Linked DNA regions of Homo sapiens: all the other regions are linked to region 1. The links are chromatin contacts, found by Hi-C or POLR2A ChIA-PET in ENCODE. All regions are on one chromosome and are shown on one strand. Each heading gives the region's core, a stretch centred on a gene start or an enhancer-like site at or near the end of the contact. The rest is flanking DNA. Distances are from core to core; before and after follow the strand shown.

Evidence for each region. A loop is a pair of places that touch in the nucleus more often than their neighbours do. ChIA-PET counts read pairs that join two places held with the same protein, here RNA polymerase II (POLR2A). Pooled maps may share reads with other maps.
Region 2: a pooled map shows a loop between it and region 1 (2.7-fold over the local background). The contact joins the enhancer-like site here to the promoter of STIM2-AS1 in region 1. A Hi-C loop is called at or near these places in 4 of 37 single-sample maps with no recorded cell type and 12 of 50 pooled maps. POLR2A ChIA-PET finds 5 or more read pairs at or near these places in 3 of 52 experiments (H1, activated CD4-positive, alpha-beta T cell and activated T-cell).
Region 3: a loop to region 1 is called in a map of aorta, with 4 times the contacts of the local background. The contact joins the enhancer-like site here to the promoter of STIM2-AS1 in region 1. A Hi-C loop is called at or near these places in 2 of 168 maps with a recorded cell type or tissue (aorta and ascending aorta) and 14 of 50 pooled maps. POLR2A ChIA-PET finds 5 or more read pairs at or near these places in 1 of 52 experiments (WTC11).

What each region holds. Positions count from the first base shown.
Region 1 is chr4:26,859,337-26,864,124 of GRCh38, forward strand. STIM2-AS1 (STIM2 antisense RNA 1) reads right to left here and starts at 1,263. Exons shown (of 2, transcript NR_134674.1): 1 at 1,174-1,263; 2 at 288-692. It overlaps STIM2 (stromal interaction molecule 2), which reads left to right and starts at 1,505. Exons shown (of 12, transcript NM_020860.4): 1 at 1,505-2,033. The coding sequence starts at 1,883. RefSeq lists an enhancer at 1,062-1,161 and silencers at 1,252-1,621, 1,632-2,201.
Region 2 is chr4:26,085,865-26,090,505 of GRCh38, forward strand. The region is part of intron 2 of LINC02357 (long intergenic non-protein coding RNA 2357); the gene reads left to right. Among named protein-coding and RNA genes, the nearest start is that of LINC02357, 17 kb to the left of the region's middle. RefSeq lists an enhancer at 2,826-2,935. Within about 2 kb of position 2,995, at least 7 of the 41 ENCODE cell types and tissues checked have a DNase peak (open chromatin) inside an H3K27ac peak, as active enhancers do.
Region 3 is chr4:26,025,888-26,030,587 of GRCh38, forward strand. No RefSeq gene overlaps it. Among named protein-coding and RNA genes, the nearest start is that of LINC02357, 43 kb to the right of the region's middle. RefSeq lists enhancers at 3,497-4,078, 4,079-4,661. Within about 2 kb of position 3,049, at least 2 of the 41 ENCODE cell types and tissues checked have a DNase peak (open chromatin) inside an H3K27ac peak, as active enhancers do.

The DNA.
Region 1 (4,788 bases), core at 13-2,512:
AGCAGGGGAAATATAATCTCCCGGTTGCCCTATAAAGAATTGCCACCTGAACACTATGCCCACAAGAAGTCTGCTGAGAAATAACTGTTGATAGATTGACTTAGCCTCAAAGACATCCTTGATTCTTTTCTAAAGTGTGCATCTGCCCTTCCACAATAAACGATATTTGTGGTTATCTTGGCCAGGCTACCTAAGAAATACTTTAGGAGAATGTAATTTGAGTATCTTCTTGGCTTGAGAAAGCAAGCAAACAAACCAATAAGCAGAATGAAACCAACAAAACCCAATAGCAAAAGGATCTTCGTGTTTAATAACCCTATCTGCAAATTTTAAACAATTTTGTGCCCCTGGGAGAAAGAATGCCTCCTTGCGTGTGAATTTCCAGGGCTTTTAATTTATAGTGACAGTACATTCAACACTTCCTTTTAAATTTGAAGGGAGGTGGCCTTAAAAATATGCTGGCAACTAGTTTGGATGAGAAAGATTCCGGTTCTTTATTTATTCAAACCAATTAGACCAGGTCTGAACAGGATTTACAACAGAGAGCAGATCTTGGGTGCACAAGAGCTTTGCTTCATTCCAGGTTGGCGAAAACAAGTCAAGTCTACATCATTGTTCTGTCAGCCGGTTCAGGATACAGCACAGAGTCGATGGGATGGGGGTGGGAAGGTGATGAGTTCAGGTAAATGTACCTAGGAGAGTCAGAGGCTAAAGTAAATTCTCTTAAATAGGCCTTTTCAGTGGCTGCTAAATCTCGCTCATTTCCCATGAATTAGCTGTGGGATATTGGGGACAACTTACTTCACATTTCTAGGTCTTAGTCTCTTCATTCGTAAAAGGGGGTAACGATAATTTTGGAGTTATAGCATGTAAATGTGTAAAACGGTTAGAGCAATGCCTGGTACACTCACACATAGCACGCGCTTTGTGAAATGTTTGGCAAGTAAATAAAACGCTAAGCTATGCTAACCGCGTCTAAACAGCCAGCCACTTGTAAGCCCCACCTATATTGAAATTACGGGGACGCTGCTGTTTTCCGATTGCAAGATTTTCCTGATCCATGCAATTACTTTCGCTGCCCTCTACGAGGCTGAAACTCGCCCTCAGGATGTGGGACGTCTGGACTCTTCTCTCCGTCCCCTTGTAGCCCCCCACTCCCCCTCGCGGTGGTACCGTGAATGAGGGAGAGGTACACGTCCCCCTTCTTCCCCGCCTCCTATCTTCGCGGCTCGCTAAAGCGTTATCAGCCGCCCCACGGTACTACCGTCCGTCTAGGAACGCCTCCGGGGCGGGGCTGGGATGCCGCGCACGCGCAGTACAGCAGCGCCGCGCCTGCGCCGTGGAGAGCCTGAGGGAGGCGGGGGATTGGTATGCGAGCGAATGTGCGAGGGGAGGGAGGCGTCCCGGCGGAGCGTGGTACTACGACCAGCGCGGGCCGGAGGGGGCGGGGGGATGCGCCGCGGCGGCGGCGGCGCGGGAGCTGGGGTTGGTGTTTGGCGGCGCCAGAGCAGCGGATCCCGGTCTCGCCGCAGCAGCAGCGCGGGTGTCGTGCACCGCCTGAAGACGCCGTACCTTTCTACCCCCCACCTTTTTTTTTTTTTTTTTTAAATAACCGGAACCAATGAACGCAGCCGGGATCAGAGCTCCGGAGGCCGCCGGTGCCGATGGGACCAGGCTGGCGCCCGGCGGGAGCCCGTGTCTGAGGCGGCGGGGGCGGCCGGAGGAGTCGCCGGCGGCGGTGGTGGCGCCTCGCGGAGCCGGCGAGCTGCAGGCGGCCGGGGCGCCGCTGCGCTTTCACCCGGCTTCTCCTCGGCGCCTTCATCCCGCCTCGACTCCTGGCCCAGCGTGGGGCTGGCTGCTGCGGCGGCGGCGCTGGGCTGCGTTGCTGGTGCTCGGGCTGCTGGTAGCCGGAGCGGCGGACGGATGCGAGCTTGTGCCCCGGCACCTCCGCGGGCGGCGGGCGACTGGCTCTGCCGCAACTGCCGCCTCCTCTCCCGCCGCGGCGGCCGGCGATAGCCCGGCGCTCATGACAGGTGAGGGGCCGGGGGGCGGCGGGCGGGGCTCGGCCGGCAGCGATGGGACCCCCAACCCGTGCAGAGGTCAGCATCTCCGCCGGACGTCCGCTATTCCGCGGCTCCGGCCAGGGCGCGATGCGGAGCCCTGCCTGCTGCTTCGTCGCGGTCCCCTGCACTCCGGACGTCTTTCCTTTTCACCCCGACACCCCGCCCTCGCCGAGCCTCTCGACGGCACTGATTCCCCTCCCTTCAGTCGGGCTCTCCGATCTTCCAAGCTGAGCAATGCGGTGGTTTCTCTTTCGTGCTGCAGAAGTGCCAGCAGGGTCTGCAGGGGACTGGGCTGATTTTTTTTTTTTTTTTTTTTTTGAGGCTGCTAGAAAAAGTCAGCAGCAGCATTGCGGTATTGAGTCTACCTCTGGTGCTGCTTTTGCAAAGGCAGCTGGCAGCGAGTCTCACCGGTTCAAAGCTCCGCTTGAGCACAGCGTCCCAGGGGAGCCTGCTAAAGGGGATTCTTTGAGAGCCATAATACCTAGTGATATTAGTGGTTCCGTGTTAGTATGCAGAAATGCCTAAGTTTACAGTGCATTTTTTGCGGGGTGGAAGGAGGCCGTTTTAAGTGGTGATGGAAAGTGTTTGGTGGTGGGAGCATCACTGGGTGACAAAGGGTGTAGAAACCTCAGCAGGTAACCAGAAATTATACCTAAAATTTGCAAAGTGCAGCATACTCGGGGCTTGCAGCTGGCAGCACAGTTCTGATAGACTGCACTAGCACCTTTTTTTTAATATATAGAACGATCTCATAATTGAAAACTTGGAAACGTGTTTTGTAAGGTTAAGTGCAGAATTGTATCCTTTTTAAAGCCTTCCGGTGTTATGTACAACTGATCAGTTGTGGTTTAAGTAAAAGTTATTATATAAGGACCCTGAAATGATTTCTTTGGGAAAAGTAATGGAGCTAAAATAATGGTTTTTTTTTTTTTTTTTAGTATTTCACTTATTTTTAAAGTAGATCTGTAGATTTCCTACAATAATTGTAAGACTAAAAAGTTTAAAGTGGCAGAAGATGACCCGTGATTAATTTAACCAAAATGATAGTCCTGCGGGCGTCTGGAAGTTACTAACAGCTTCTCTGACAAGTGCTCAGGAACTGTATTCTTTAAAGCCAAGCAGTTTCTCTGATTTCTATGATAGGATATTTACTATTCTAGAGAGAAGAAGGATGTTGGTAAACTTTAAAAGCTTTGGAGGATGTAGAGTATAGAACATAATGGTCAGCATGTTTAACTTTACCCTGAAGCATATCAAGCCCTATTAAATGGAACTTGATACATCAAACCTACCAATTGGGTAACTGGGATAAAGTGATTATAGAATAATCAGTATTAGGAGCATAGTACAGTTTGAGTGAGAAGATAGGTCAGACAGCTTTATGCTTGAATAGTATTTATTCTCCAAATAAAAATGTGGCAAGTAACAGTATAGTGAAGAATAGTGATTATTAGGAAAGTTGATAAATAAGACTATAATTTGAAGATTTAATGCCTCATGCAGGAAGGGAAGGAGCAGGAATATTTAGGCTTCTAGAAGGTATAAGTGGTTCTAGGTTTCTCGAGCAGAAAAATGTGGTTAATACATAATTGGCTAATGCTCTGTGAAAAAGTAATTGGTAAAAAGGCAAGCAATTCAGAAAATTTAGTATTTATTGACTGCTAATAAGTATATTTTATACTGTGTAGATCACATCAAGAAAATTGGTCAGATGGAATTTTAATAAGCCATTTACAATCCCTTTTAAGACTTAAATTTCTCTATACTTATTTAAGGCATGGGGGAAAAAGGTGATTCTTATTGGAAAAAAATCCGATGTATCACACAAAATGAGTTTGTGCCATAGGGCTTTAAAATAAGTTTGCTAGAAGAATACCCTGGAATTATTTCTAACGTTCTTTTACTTTCCTTTTGTCAGAATATTGATTTTTAACAAGTTAAACGTTTCCACTTAAAGTTTAAATCATAAAACTACACAATATACAAATTAAATTGTTATTTTAATAAGTTTATGTAAATACAGTCAATAGCACCCATATCTTGGTAAAGGTAAACTGAAAATCTATGATGAAGTTAGAAAATATTGAAAATTTCTTTGAACTATATGGCCTCTATAGGGCTCTTTCCCATTCTTAAGAGTGTATGAATAGTGCTTTCTTTTATGGTTCTATTTGTAAATGTTATGCAAAGCCTAGAACCTAATTTATTAGCATTAGTGTACACTTCAGGAAGTAAAACCGTAGACTGAATTTACAAAATACTGTGGTGTGGTATCATATTGTAGGCAGCGTTAATGGATAGAGATGGAGTAGAGCATCAGTAATAAGAGAACTAAACGTCACGTGAATTTTGAAAATTGAAAATTTTTGAAAGCATTCTGAGAGAAGAATTGGTCTCTTTGTCTCCTGATTAAAGTTGTGATTTAGCTGTGAGTATTCTCAATAGCTCTGCAAAATGACAGCCAAAATCACTTTTCTGTTTTCTTCTCGAGATTGGCATTTTTAATACTTACCTTTAGAAGCTCCCTAAGAGTTAGCCTTTGACTAATAAAATGTATAAAACATTCTTTTTCACTGCAGCTTGCCTCTCAAGTGTTTTACTTTAGGGATTTAGTGTACTTTAAGAGTAAATTGCCTTTAAATTATCCTGTGTTTATTTGCTCAAATAAACTGTTATTGCTCAAAACTATACAAATCATCCAAATAAACAGACCCATTGTCATAAT
Region 2 (4,641 bases), core at 1,745-4,244, 770 kb before region 1:
AGAGGGAGCATGGACTTGCCAACACCTTAATTTTGGACTTCTGGCCTCCAGAACTATGAGAGAATAAAGTTTTGTTGTTTTAAGCCACCCAGTAGGTGATAATTTGTTAAGCAGCCCTAGGAAACTAAAAGGCATGGATAATCCCAGGATCCCATGGAAGGTTGTGCAGGTTGCTGACTTCTCAAGGGCACTACTTGAGAGGACGAGGAGAGACTAAATACAGCTCACACTGGGCCTGCCAACCTGCATGGCCTGCAGGAGACTGCTCCTGGCCAGAAGGGGTACCTCTCTCTTATTTACAGCTGGCCAGCGCCAGCTCTCATTCTTGGGTTTTCTTCAACTCTCTGCTCCTGGGTAGACCTTCCAGGAAGGCTTTCTTGAGCCACACTTCTCCCCAGGACTAGTCTGGACCCTTCTTCTGCTCCAGTAGATATATTTATCCTGCTGTAACACAATTGTCGGTTCACATTTCTATACCCTCCTCCATATCTCAGAAACAAGGGCTGCTCTTAGTCTCCTCTTTCCACTGTGCCTAGCACATCATAGGTGCTCAAAAGAGACCTGTTGAATGAATGAGCAGGAGCCAGCTATGGAGCCTCAGTGAGCCTGCGGCAGCAAGAGGCACAGTGAGCGGGAGCAGGGATGAGATGCCCGTCCCAAGGGGCTGCTGAATCAAGGCAATTTCATGCTCGTCACAATTTGCCTAAACTAGCCATCAAACAGAACCGGAAAAGTGGCTCGAATAGAGAGCACCACCAGGACGTTAACATTTTGCAGATGTGTTATCTGAGCTTGTGCCTTTATCTTTTCCCTAACTGAGGCATCGGTGCCTAAGGATATTTCCACTGGGGCCAAACACATGCTCACACATCCAATGGGACCCAACGTACTGCATTCCACGCAGATACACACATGAGCTCATGCAAGTCCCAGGGTGCTCATCTGGTCCAGATTTGAAGGAAACTATTTAGCTAGATGGAGAAAAACACATCATGTACAACTTAATACCAAACAGATTTTATGACATACTGAAACTGCTTTTGATAATCTACTAATATATCAGAAGAGCTAATCAACTAAAAAAGAACCAGCTAATGTCATATCTCTGAGGTCTGGACAATGTTTATGTGAGTTGCAGGGATGACAGAAAATACAAAAAGATGCAGGGAGCTTTAGGGAGAGTTATCCAAAGGCTCCCCCACCCCCTGCTGAGATGCAGTCCTGTTTATTGTAGCAAGAAATGTATTTTGCCAATTTATGAACATAGACAATTATTTTCTGGCTGAAAGTCAGAGTGGACTTTTCCAGAGATGCAGAAACACTATTGCTTGGCCACTAAGATCCCTCGTGGGAATGCTGCTAGGGAATGCTGCTAGCCATGGATGCTGCTAGGGAAATAATCGGTGCAGGACAGTTTCACTTGGGACTATCTCAACCCATTGGTGGTTTCCTCGTCAGTGTGGGGAGCCCCTTCATTAACTGGTCACTTGACCACGACGGCATTCCTAAGTGATTCCTAAGACTTCATGAAGTCTCTCGATAAATGTTTTAAATTAAAACCCACATCTGTGCTTGTCCTGGCACCATCTGGGGTTATAAGAGGCAGCACAACATACTGAGATAAGAATGACTTTGAAATTGCAGTTCAATTACTTGATGATGTGAGCTTTGACAAAACTGCTTAATTACTCTGGCCTCAGTTTCCTCATTGGAAAATGGAGAACAAAATGTTGACAGTCTCACTCTGTCATCGAGGATGGAGTACATCCTGGAGTACAGTGGTGTGATCTCAGCTCACTGCAACCTCTGCCTCCCAGGCTCAAATGATTCTCATGCCTCAGCCTCCTGAGTAGCTGGGATTACAGGCATGCACCACCACACCCAGCTAATTTTTCTGTATTTTTAGTAGAGATGGGGTTTTTGCCATGTTGGCCAGGCTGGTCTCGAACTCTTGGCCTCAAATGATCTGCCCGCCTCGGCCTCACAAAGTGCTGGGATTACAGGCATGAGCCACCGCGCCTGGCCTTGCTTAACTTTTCTCAGTGCAGGATATTCAAATGGGGCAAGTGCGAGCAAGGATTGTGGTACTGTGCCCAGAGACAGGGGATGTGGGATGGTGTTTGGAAATTTGTGGAAGTCTATCTGACTGTTGCAATACCTGGGGATAGGAAGGCAGGGGAGCCGAGCATTACTGGTCCTGAGAAGGAGCCAGAAAGCCTCAACTTATTATAATACCCTCACTGAGAAGCACTGCATTAAAGTAATCTCAGGCTGTTCCTGGCTGAATCTGTATGAAACCCTGTGATTCTATGTGATGAAGAGAAGGCGTATTACTTCTTGTGTTTGCTTTTGTTTTGATATAGGTTATCATTGTAGGGAAGTGTTTTAATCTTATTATATTGTATTTTTTAAATAACCAAATCATTTTGTTGGCATTGTATAAAGAGACATATTTTCTAAAGTACCAAGAAAAAGGAGCAGGCCATTTAGACTGATGGCATCCTTTCAGATGCTGCGCTCCCATGAGGAGCTCTAGGAGCCAGTCTTCTCCTTTTGGGCTCTCACAGGAGATCTTAGGAAGAGGTTCTCAGAATAGGGCTGTAGGAAAACGTCCCGACACCTGGCGCAGCCAGGCTGGTGGGGATTAGGGAGCAAACATGATTCACTTCATTTTATTTTTATACAGGAAACTAGAGACATAGCTAAGAAACAAACTCGCTATTTCTGGTTCTTGGCTAGTTGTGGCTCTTAGGGGACACTCCCTTCCTCTGAAGAGCTGTTTTTATGGCAAGGGACTCACATGCTTTTTCATTGCTACATTATCTTTGAATCATAGTTGGCAATTAGGCATTGAAATTTGACTATTTACCTTAGGGACTCCTCTGGGTATGTGAAGAATTCCCCTGTTTTGCTCAGGATGTGGGCAGATGAGGAAGTAGTAGCAACTGACTGATATTATATCTCCATTTGGCTGGTGCTGGGGAAGAACCTTTGAGTCAGCCAAGGAGACATTCCCCAGTGCAGAGATGGCAAATAGAAGTGTATCTTTGGATGTCATCTACTTCTTCAGCTGTCCCCAGGTCAGAGGGAATGGGGGTGGGTGGAGCAGGTGTGGGGGGTGGAAATCCCACCATTCAAATGTTCAAGACAATCTGTGACTTAAACAGAAAATTGTGGGACTTGGTGAAAAAATGGAAGGTTGCACTTTAGAGTTAAAAAGAAAAAAGAAGGAATTCAAGCCAACAACCATAGATAGTCCCAGGCTCACAATGGTTCACTTCTGATATTTTAATTTTGGTGGTGCCAAAATGATACATAATCAGTAGAAACTATACTTGGGAGTACTTATACAATATTGTTTTTCACTTTCAGTACACTGTTCAATAAATCGCCAAGCTTTCCCACACTTTATGATAAAATAGGCTTTGTGTTAGATGAGCTTGACCAACTATAGGCCATTGTAAGTGTTCTGAGCATGTTTAAGGCAGGCTAGGCTAAGCTATGAGCTTCAGTAGGTTAGGTGGATTAAATGCATTTTTAGTGTATGATATTTTCAGTTTATGATGGGTTTATCAGGAAGAAACCCCATAGTAAGTTGAGGAGCATCTGTATTTATCAAGCATTAGGTGCTGAATATAAAATCATCGTTAACATTAAGAATAGCTCATTTCCTATCCTCCTTCTAGATACCAGACACTGTTCATTTAAAATATATATATTAACTCATTTAATCTTCATAACACACCTTTAAGGTACTTACCTATTAGTATCAGGAGCATCTGTATTTATTAAGCACTAGGTACTGAATAAATCATCATCGTTAATAAGAATAACTTGTGTTTCCTATCCTCCTTCCAGGTACCAGATACTGCTTATTTAAAATAGATGTATTAACTCATTTAATCTTCATAACACACCTGTAAGGTACTTACCTGTTAGTATTATGCCTATGTTATGGATGCAGAAACAAGGCACCAAATGGCTATGTAGCCTTCCTGGAATTATCCAGATAGTAAACAGTAGAGATGAGATGTCAATGCAGACACTACGCCTCCAGATTATGGGCTTTATATCACTATAACATAGCTTCTCTTAGGATGTGATTTCTTTTCTCAAGGACGTTACAGGGAGCTGGCAGCCTGCAATTAACGAAAGCTTGGCTGCCGTGGTTGGCTGAGACTCAGCTATTTGTTACAAGAATATACTCTTAAGTTAGGTTGCAATAGGATTCAAAGTGTGGAGGACGCTTAAGGCCAAATTTAATTTAACAGGGACATGGTTATGGATTGGCAGAATAATTGGTGAAATGTTGCCCACAGTGACAGGAAAGATAGAAAGAACACCTATAAATGTGTGTATCTGGCTAAGAAGATTTCCAAGCAGAATGGCAGCTTTTTTTTTAAGTAGGGAGGAGTGAGATGAGCTTAAGAAAGAACTGATTGGTTTTCAAGCAGAATTTAGAGGCAATATTTCCAAGGCAAGGCTTGCTTGATGGGAATCTTTTTAAACAATTTTATATTCACAGATTATCTGGAAAACAAATGATTCCCAAAGTAAGAAATGACCAAAGGACAAAAATCAAATCCAAGAAAACATAGCTTCCAGGTAAAGAACAGATCAGGGCTATGGTTGTGAGAACCT
Region 3 (4,700 bases), core at 1,799-4,298, 830 kb before region 1:
TCCTAAAACTCAGCACGTTCAGCACAATTTCTCTTGTGAGAGAGCAAAGACACATAAACAGAAATCATTGGTTGGAACTTCTGGGAAAACTTATGAAAGGAGCCAAGCCAAGACTGAAGGACACATAATCTTGCCCTTCACCTCTCCTCCTTCCTGCTGCTAGGAATGTCATTGTGATAGAGCTGCCGCAGTCATCTTGCAGCCATGAGGTGATATTAAAGGGAGAAGCCAATGTTAGAAATGGTGGAGCAGAAAGAGGAAAGGATCCTGGGTCATTGGTGATACGACGTAGCCACCATACCAACCCTGAATGGCCTATTCCAGACACGTTCAGAGAATGAATTAACTATCTCTTTTAAGCAAACCATTAATTGGGATTGCTGTTACATGTAACTGAATCTAGTCCTAACTGATAAATCACCTGACCCCATCTTGGGGATCCAGGGACAATTTCCTGCAGATCATGAAAGATAATTAGGAAATAGGTCAGGTAAAGGGTAGTAGGAGCATTAGAGGCTCCAGAGTACAGGTTTTATTTAAAGAGCAGCAGAGAGCCACTGATGGGGTTTAAGGAGAATTTCAGTATTGGATTTTAGTACTGGGAAACAACAAATATAATTATCTCATTGGTAGCTATACTGAAGAGAGGGAAAGACTGAAGTCAAGAAAACTAGGCCAAGAGGTGATGTGACAATTTATGCCAGGAATAAGATCCTGAAATAATGCTGCATAACAGTACTGAACGCCAAGGGCTGTGCCATCAGCAAGACCCGGGGGCCTATCTGGGCTTTGTCACTCATTAGCCATATGAACCTGAGCAAGTGACTTAACTTCTCGATGCCTCTGTTCCTTCCTATTTCCATGATATTTCTAAAAGAATTGAATGAGGCCGTGTGTGCACAATGCTTAGGACAGTACATGTAAGGACTCACTAAATTATTGCTGTTATTATTGTTGCTGGGCCTGTGGCAGTGAAAGACAGGTTCTAAGCAATAAGAAGAAATCAAGAGAATGCTGAGACCAGTTGGATGGAGAGAGGGGTGGATGAGACAGAAAGGAAGTAGAAATGTCTCTCGAATTTCTGTAGAAGAAACAATTTGGGGAGAAAGATAATGAGTCCAGTTTTGGACCTGTGGAGTTGGCAGTGTCTCTGGGCCATCCGCATGGAGATGATGGGTGTTCACCTGCACTGGCAGATACAGAGGGAGTGAGGATCTGAGTTGGAGATAGACTGGAGAGTCCTGGGGGTGGATGAGATCACAGGCCTAAGGTGAGTGTGGAGAATGAAAAGAAGACGGCAAAGAGGGAGCCCTGTGGGTGGTAGGGATGGATCAGAAGGAGCCAGCAAGGAACCAGAGGACGACAGGACAGAAAATCCTAAGAAAAGCCTTGGGAGTGGCCCCAGGAACTTCAAAGGAGACAGAAATTAAAGAAGTGTTAATTGCACTAAATGGAGACCTATGGCTCACGCCTATAATCCCAGTGCTTTGGGAGGCTGAGGCAGGAGGGTCACTTGTGCTCAGGATTTTGGGACCAGCCTGGGCAACATGGTGAATGGTGAATCCCCATATCTACAAAAAAAAAAAAAAAAAAAAAGCTGGGCATGGTGGTGCTCACCTGTAGTCCCAGCTACTCAGGAGATTGAGGTGGGAGGATGGCTTGAGCCCTGGAGGGAGACAGAGGTTGCAGTGAGCCAAGATCGCACCACTGCCCTCCAGCCTGGGCAACAGAGAGAAACCCTGTCTTAAAAAAAAAAAAATGCACGAAATGCTGCAGAACCGTCCAAAAAAAATCTGTGATGTGAACATTGGGCTGAAGGGCAAAGAGGTCATTGGGGACCTTGGCCCCTGCCAGCTGGAGGTTATGATGGGGCTGGAAGGCAGAGTCTGGTTGGGGACAGGGGGCAGCGGTGGGGGAAAGTAATTAGAACCAGGGATCAGGAAGAAAGCTTGTGTGAAGGTGGGAGAGAGTTCCGCAGTAGCCAGAGTTAATAAGGAGAGGAAAACGAAAGGAAAGTAAGGCGGAAGAAAATGGAAGGCAAGAAACCTAGGAAGACAAGAGCAGGCTTGATGTCCATGACAGGAACCCAAGCTGTCCCCGGGTCCTTGCCATGTGCCCAGAGTGTAGAAAATCGCCCCCCGTGGTTTGGGAAAGCCTGGCTGCCCAGCAGGGATAGGCGGAAAATTGGTGGGGAAAGTCTCCAACCTGAGCATGCATGGACAGAGCTCAGAGAATTCAATGAGGCCAGAAGGAAAGAGAATCATGGCTCCCATTTTCTGAGCACTCAACATAGCCAGGCACCTGGTGCCAAGATGTGGCAACCTACGAGGTCCTACCTATTTCACCAGTGAGCACCTGAGGCTCCATGAGGTTAAGGAACCGGCCAGCGCGGGCGGAACCAGGGCCTTCAACCCTGTCTGAGCCCACAGAGGTAATCCTTAGTCACCAAGCGCCGCTGTGTAAGGGACAAAGACCGCACAAACGGCCGGAGAAGACGCGAGAGATGTGGCCCAAAGAGAGGGGACGGGCCTGGGTGATTTTACACAGAGAGGGGACGGGCCTGGGTGATTTTACATAGAGAGGGGACGGGCCTGGGTGATTTTACATAGAGAGGGGACGGGCCTGATGATTTTATATAGAGAGGGGACGGGCCTGGGTGATTTTATATAGTGAGGGGACGGGCCTGGGTGATTTTATATAGAGAGGGGACGGGCCTGGGTGATTTTATATAGAGAGGGGACGGGCCTGGGTGATTTTACATAGAGAGGGGACGGGCCTGGTGATTTTATATAGTGAGGGGACGGGCCTGGTGATTTTACATAGAGAGAGGATGGGCCTGGGTGATTTTATATAGAGAAGGGATGGTCCTGGGTGATTTTATATAGAGAGGGGATGGGCCTGGGTGATTTTACGTGCGGATGCAGAGGAGGGGCAGCGTCGGGGCGGCGGAGTCCGACCTCGGGGGATTCACCCTGAGGGTTACAGGCAAGGCCGCTCCAGGCACGCAGCACCTGCCGGGCGCCACCCAGGAGGGGGCAGCAGCGCCATTCGCAAAGCCGGCCCGCTCCGCTCCGCTCTCAGGCTCAGGGCTGCGGAGACAGGAATCGCAGCTTCCCCTGGAAGGGGCGTCCCAGGGGACCTCCGCCAGGCCAGGGGAACCCGGCCTCCGGGCCTGGGTGAACGTGCCTTCCAGACCATCCTGGCAGGCCGCTGCTCCCTAGAGGCCTAAGGCGCTTGGGACAGCCTCCCACTCTACTCCTGAATCTCTCCTCCATCCCGGCCGGCCCCCACCCACCCCTGGTGGAACGGAGACCCCACGTCTTGCTCAGGACCTTCGCCACAAGGCCTCCCTACTCTGCCGCAGTGAGCCCTGCCAGGGAGGCAGAGCAGCAGAGCCCACCCTGCCACCGCCGCAGGGGCCCTCCCCAGGCTGGCCCTGCTGTCCCAAGGACTGATAGTCACCAGGCTGTACAAATATATCTCCTACAGCACATCGGATGCGAAGGGAAAACGGAGGATCACTATATTGCTTAGAACTAATCTGGTCTTTCTCTTCTGAGCCTCACCCACTAGTTAGTGGGATGGGAGGATAAATGAGATGTCCAATCCAGTTAAACTTTGAGCTGATATTTTAAACCCTGCAGAAAGTGCTGGGTCTTTAGGAAAAGCGCTCAGTGTCTCTGAGAGCTGCTGCTTGCTCTGTCTCTCACTGCGGAGGCAGGGATATGGGGAGCGAGGGGGCTTTCCCCGCCGTGGCAGCAGAGCAGTGGGTTCCTTGGTCCCATGAAGGTCCCTGGCTGTGTGCCAGCTGCTGCCTGCTGGTCTTTGGGGAGACGTCCTTTTGTGGCCTGTGTCGTGCTGGACCTCCTGGCCTCCAGTACTGAATGTGTGGCCCATTCTTCCAGCCCAGGCAGTGCCCCGAGTGGGCTGCAGCCCCAGAGCTCTCCCCGTATCCCCCAATGGCTCTCCAGTCTGTTCCTGGGGAGGTCCAGCCCTTGGGCGTGACCGGGCGGTCACCTTGTCTCATAACAGCAAGCTCACTGGTGGGTCCACTGGTTCCCGACTCAGCATCTGTGCCCCGTGGGACTGAAGGGAGCTCTGGGAAGCCCCCAGGCTGACCATAACGCAGCTCCTTTCCGGGGCTGCAGCCTGGGTTCTTAGGGGGCAGCTTGTGAAGTGGCTTCCTCTCGGAGTCCTGAAGGGTGACATCTCTAACGCTGTCCCTCTGCGGGCCCAGAGATGGGAAAGCCAGGTCTTCCATCAACTCTGTTGATGTCTTGGCTATTCTCAGCCAGTCCACGTCCTTCTCTTTTTAAAAGATTCCCAGGTACAGAAAAAGCACGGTGGGCTTTCCCTTGACTTCTTTCTCTCCACATTTCCTCCTTCCAGACTCCCCTGAACCCTTAGTGACTGGCTTTGGTATCCAGCTGTGTATTTTGGAAATCCCTAGCTCAGCGCTTTAGGATTCACCTTGAAATACCAAGGGAAGAGGAAGAAGAATTTGAAAAATCCCGTCTCAGAATAATGGTCTGGCCTCTCAGGCAGGAACTTTCTGCATAACCTTATTTTGAATGACCAAAGCTCAGCATTGCCTGGGTGTCTCTTGGGATTCCTCCTGTAACCGAGTTGAATCTGCCCACAATTTTCCCCTCTCCCCATCTCATCACGCCTCCTCCCCCTGCAGCCAGATATCTAGGGAG